Linked DNA regions of Homo sapiens: region 2 is linked to region 1. The links are chromatin loops, found by intact Hi-C in ENCODE. Cell type or tissue: heart left ventricle. All regions are shown on one strand. Each heading gives the region's core, and the rest is flanking DNA. Links, peaks and the distances in the headings are about the cores only.

Region 1 (2,928 bases), core at 253-2,752:
CCTGTCTCTTCCAGGTAGAAGCTGTAAGAGACAGCACAAGATTTGCTGCTCTTTTCCTTTGTTTCTTGGAACAAGGAATGGCAGTCATCTTCCACGTGGCAAATTGATAGAGCACCATTATCCGGAAGACTGCCATATCTTCCAGATATTGGTTGCTCTATAGACAATTTGGGTCCTGGGGTGAGGACAAAAGAGAATAGTGCCCTACCTAATACATGATAGACATACAGCATAAACAAGAAGTAAACTTCATTTTCAGTCATTGAAATTTTAGGGTTATTTGTTAATGTAGCATCCCCTAGCCTATCCTAACTGATATGACCAATGAACATCTATTAGTCATTTACCATGTGCCAAGCTGTTCTGAGTCCTCTCTCTCTTTCTCTGTCTCTCTTTCTCTTTCTCCTTCTTTAATGTAATCACCACCAGAATTTTCTGAAGTAGGTATTTTTATGACCCTCGATTTGACAGATGAGTGAATTATCCCCTAGAGATACTGAGAGATTAAAATAACTTGCTTTAGGTGACACACCTTGTAAATGGCAAAGGCAAGATTTGAACTCGAGTCTTTTGGTTTCAATACCTGAACTTGTTCTGTTAATCACTTGGTATGCTGTCTTCCTCAGAAAATGTACTATAAAATTTTTACATATCATTTGTAATAGGAGACAAAACTATATGATATGTAGAAAAACACTTATAAAACATTACTGAGACTTTTACATAGAAAATTTTAAAACTTCATTAAAAGAAGGCTTAACTGATTGAAAAGATGTAATATGACTGTGATATCGTAATTTGTGGTTGGGAAAACTCAAATTCATAATGATGGAAACATATCCAAATTAATTTATAAATTTAGTGTACTTTCAATAAAGATATCATCAATTTCTTTTGAATAGAATTTGACAGACAAATTCTCACATATATATGGAAATATAAATGACCGAGAAAAGTCAACACAATCTTGAAGAATAAAAATAATGGTAGATTTGTCTGACTAGGTATTATAACTTTTGTAAATCCTATGAGTAAAAACTGAGGGTTGACACAGAAATAGACAAACCAATGGAAAAGAAAAAGGAATTTAGAGCCCAATCTATTTATATAGTGAGGGTGGCAATAAAATTTTGGTGGGAGCAGGATGGATTATTAAGTAAATGACATTGTGACAATTTGTTATTGATATTGAAAAATTCTATATCTGTACATTTATACATATTGAATTCTGGATAAACTAAGGGCTTAAAAAGTAAAATAATACAAATTTAGAAGAAAACAGGGAAAATAATAGGTGAATTACATCAGGTAAGGGTTTTTTATGTATGATGCAAAGGCACAAACTATTAAGGAGAATATTAACAAATTTGACTACATACTAGCTTCTATAAGATACCATGAAAAATATGAAAAAAGAAGATAAAAACTACAAGAAACTTGTAATACTATAGCCATCAAAGGATTAGTATCCAGAATATATAAAGAGCTTCTACAAATTGATGATAAAAAGAAAAACAATGCAATGGAAAAATAGGTAAAGGTAATGATAGGTAATTAGTAGAAGAAGAAAACTGAATGCCAATAAAAATTTGAAAAGATTCTCAATATTGCTAGTATTCTGGGAAATATAAATTAAAACATTCAGACATACCATATGATACTTATCTAATATGTAAAACTTAATAATTCTGATGACACCTACTGGAGAGATTGTGAATTTTCAGTGGGGCTGTAAATGTGAAGATGGTCATCTGCCATAAACGCAGCAATTACACTTTTAGGGAGAAACCTGTACGTTTATAAGAAAACGCATACATAGTAGTTCTTCAACATCATGTTGCAGAGCTGTGTAAAGAAAGTAGACCTTCAGATATCAACACAGGTAAAGCACAAAAACACATTTTTAACAGGAAGAAAGGAGGTTAAAAAGATACAAATATTTATATGCATATTATGTATGTAAAATTTAAAAATATATGAAACAGTAGTACATTTTCTTTGTGGAGGTAAATGTCTCAAAACTTATATGGAAAGATATAGAAAAACTTCAGGAAAGTGGTTGTTTAGAGAGGAAGACAAAAGGAAAGAAGGGAGGAAGGGCTTTAATTTTAACTGTAACATTTTGTATCCTCAAAAGAGAGAAAGCTAAAACACATTATGGAAAATGTTAACATCTGTTTAATGTTAGTGGTATGTAGTAGGTAACTGTTATAGCATTTTCTGTACTTTTAATGTTTGAAGTATTTTATGATTAAAATTTAAGTCTAAAAAATCCCTAGATGGTACCTTTTCATGTATATACTGCAGTATGGTTAGTCTCAGATCTTATACCTAGGCCTTAAAGTTTGTTTTTTAATTTTTCATAAATGAGATTGACATTTTCTTTTAATTTATGCTTTTAAGCAGGTAGCCTTATTTTAGGATCTTCAGCAATAGTCATGTATGTTTTTAAAACATTTTATTTATTTGTATTTATTTATTTATTTATTTATTTATTTATTTATTTATTTATTTAGAGAGAGATAGGAGGTCTTACTATCTTACTATGTTGCCCAGGGTAGTGTCAAACTCCTGGGTTCAAGTGATCCTCCTCAGTAGCTGGGACTGCAAGTGTACACCACCGAGGCGAACTTGTTCTGAAAACTTTTTAAAGTCTACAGGCTTATTTCAGAGATGTCAGCTTTACTGTCACACAGTATCCTAGAAGTAGACATTACAATGTTCTAGGAAGAAAATAAGACTCCAGATTGCCCAAAGTCATCGGCCAAAAAGTAACAAGGCTATTAAATTTGTATGTAAGATTTCAGTCTCTAAATCAACGGCTTGCTTCATGCTTTTCTGCCTCCAATTGTTTTTGTTTTGTTTTGTTTTGGTGCACAATGGGGTTCATATTAGGGAAAAAGTGATCTAGAAAGACAGCTATTTAGC
Region 2 (2,928 bases), core at 294-2,793, 170 kb before region 1:
ACTCTGCTCAAACACTGTCAAAAACTACTGCATGTGATGTAGGAGTTGCAAATAGCTATCAATTCAAACTCTAAAATATCTCTTGAATCTGTTCTCTCTTCCTACTTCTGTTCATATCCCTACTTTCACTACCTTGATTTGGACCCTTTGTCATTCCTTGTCTGGGCTATTTTTTTTTTTAAGACAGAGTTTCGCGTTGTTGCCCAGGCTGGAGTGCAGGGGCACAATCTTGGCTCGCTGCAACCTCCACCTCCCGGGTTCAAGTGATTCTCCTGCCTCAGCCTCCCAAGCAGCTAGGATTACAGGTGCGTGCCACCATGCCCAGCTCATTTTTGTATTTTTAGTAGAGATAGGGTTTCACCATATTGGCCAGGCTGGTCTTGAACTCCTGACCTTGTGATCCACTCTCCTCTGCCTCCCAAAGCGCTGGGATTATAGGCATGAGCCACCATGCCCTTCCTGTATGGGCTATTTTTAACAGTTGTATGTTTTTTCTACCTTTTACGTTTTCTTTCTCTAATCTTTTCCCCACCTTGCAGCCAGAATTAGCTTTCTAAAATATAAGTACAGTCATTTAATTTTCTTAAAAAATTTCTATGACTCTTGTTTACATGAGTGATTTTAAAACTTAAAAATAACAACTAAGCTCTTCTTCCAAGTTGAAAATCTAAAAGAGATACATAAGAGAGAAGAAGTGCAGTGAGGTGGAGTGGTGGGGGCGGTGTGCAGAAACTTGACCTTTTGACCCACCCTGTGCTTCCATTAGGGCACTTTTGGGAACCTAAAAGTCTATTGAATGAAAAATAGCTGGCCTCATAAAAGCCAGTCTCTTTGGACAAACATCCATGAGTCTTCATAATCTGACCACACTTCATTCTTCCAACATAACCTCTCACTAGGGGTTACATAATCCACCCACTCATAATTCTCCAGTACTCCCATACTCCATGTGTTTTCATTCATTTCTACTTGGCATATTCTGTTAGTGCTGCTTGGAAAGGTCATACTCTGTTGGACAATTTCGGACTTAGTTTGATTAAAATCCCTTCTGGAAGTCTTTTCAGACTTCCCCAATCAGAACTGGTCTCTCTCCACCACTCAACTTTGGCTCTGTACTTAACCCCATCACAGCACTTAGCACATTGTATTGTCTGTCTTCCTACTTGATGTCAGAAAATATTTTAATTCATCTTGATAAAAGTAGTGTCTTCCTAACACAATGCCTGGCTTATAGTTATGCATTTGCTGAATGCAAGTTGATTTTATCAGGCTTTCTCAGGAAATAAAATTCCTAGGGATGGATTCAATATAACTTTTTCCTCACCACCATGTCCTTCCCTATCACAAAACATACCTACACACTTAAGATACTGTTTTTCTTTTCTCCCTGATTTTAAGTGTGATATTATGATTTACAATAAGAAGTATATACTAGGTCTTTGTAGTTTCCTGGCACACAGCTCCTATGAGTCTTGGAATTTGAGAAGTGGTTGGTGTCTTTTGTGTGCTAATGAGATGATTGGTGGCTGGGGCTCCTGGAAAGTGTCCAGTGGGGGCTTGTTGCCAGGGTGAACCAACCACGTGATTACAAGGTTGAAACTTTTAGCCCCACCTCCTGACCTAAGGGAGGTGAGAAGAACTGGAGATTGATTCAATAAGCAATGGCCAATGATTTAATTAACGATGCCCAGTGAATCCTCCCCTAAACCTCAAAAGGAGAAGGTCTGGGGAGCTTCCAACATAAAAGTGCTGAAAGGGTGGCACATCTATTGGGGGCATGGAAGTTCCACATCCCTTCCCACATACCTGAGCCTATGCATCTCTTCTATTTGGCTTCCTGAGTTGGATCCTTTTTATAATAAATGGGTAACAGTAAGTAAAGTGCTTTCCTGAGTTCTGTGAGCCGCCATAGCAAATAATCAAATCTGAGGAAGGGGTCGTGGGAACCTCTGATTTACAGCCAGTTGGTCAAATTACAGGTGATAACCTGAAGTATCAAGTGGTAGTGTGGGGCAGTCTTGTGGGAGTGAGCCCTTAAAACTGTGGATCTCCAGGTAGATTGTGACAGAAGCTAAATTGTAGGACACCAGTTGGGTCTGCAGAGAGTTGGAGAATTGCTTGGAAAATCCCACTCGTCTGTTGTCAGAAGTGAAGACATTTGAATACAATTATTATGTATCAATTTTAAAAAGACACCCTTTCTGAAAAGAAATAGATGTTTTAGAAGATGATGTAGTTTGGCTTTGTGTCCCCACCCAAATCTCATCTCGAACTGTAATCGCCACGTGTTGAGGGAGGAACCTGGTGGGAGGTGATTGGATCATGGGGTGGTTTTCCCCATGCTGTTCTCATGATAGCAAGTGAGTTTTCATGAGATCTGATGGTTTAAAGTGTTTGGCAGCTTCCCCTTCCCCCTGCTGCCATGTAAGATGTGCTTGCTTCCCCTTTGCCTTCCACCATGATTGTAAGTTTCCGGAGGCCTCCTCAGCCATGTGGAAGTGTGAGTCAATTAAACCTCTTTTCTTTATAATTTACCCAGTCTCAAGTAGGTCTTTATAGCAGTGTAAAAATGGACTCATACAGAAAATTGGTACTGAGAGAAGTGGGGCACTGCTATAAAGATATCTGAAAATGTGGAAGTGACTTCGGAACTGGGTAATGAGCAGAGGTTGGAACAGTTTGGAGGGCTCAGAAGATGACAGGAAGATGTAGGATAGTTTGGAACTTCCTAGAGACTTGTTGAATGGTTTTGACCAAAATTCTGATAGTGATATGGACAATGAAGTCCAGGCTGAGGTGGTCTCAGATGTTGTATTAGTCCATTTTTTGCACTGCTATAAAGAAATACCCAAGACTGGGTGATTTATAAAGAAAAGAGGTTTAATTGACTCACAGTTCCCCATGGTTGGGGAGGCCTCAGGAAACTTA

The links. Hi-C counts contacts between places; a loop is a spot of excess contacts. Peaks named below come from ENCODE experiments on the same cell type or tissue, not always from the same donor. Only the 100,000 strongest peaks of a DNase experiment are listed, where the experiment ranks them.
Region 2: a loop joins it to region 1, with 2.1 times the contacts of the local background. A loop is called at or near these places in 4 of 110 quality-filtered maps.

What each region holds. Positions count from the first base shown.
Region 1 is chr12:18,860,244-18,863,171 of GRCh38, reverse strand. No RefSeq gene overlaps it. Among named protein-coding and RNA genes, the nearest start is that of CAPZA3, 120 kb to the right of the region's middle. In heart left ventricle, for the core only: a CTCF peak has its summit at 1,707 (motif pointing left); no DNase peak of the experiment used is centred there.
Region 2 is chr12:19,033,748-19,036,675 of GRCh38, reverse strand. No RefSeq gene overlaps it. Among named protein-coding and RNA genes, the nearest start is that of PLEKHA5, 95 kb to the left of the region's middle. In heart left ventricle, for the core only: no CTCF peak of the experiment used is centred there; no DNase peak of the experiment used is centred there; H3K27ac peaks cover 528 bases.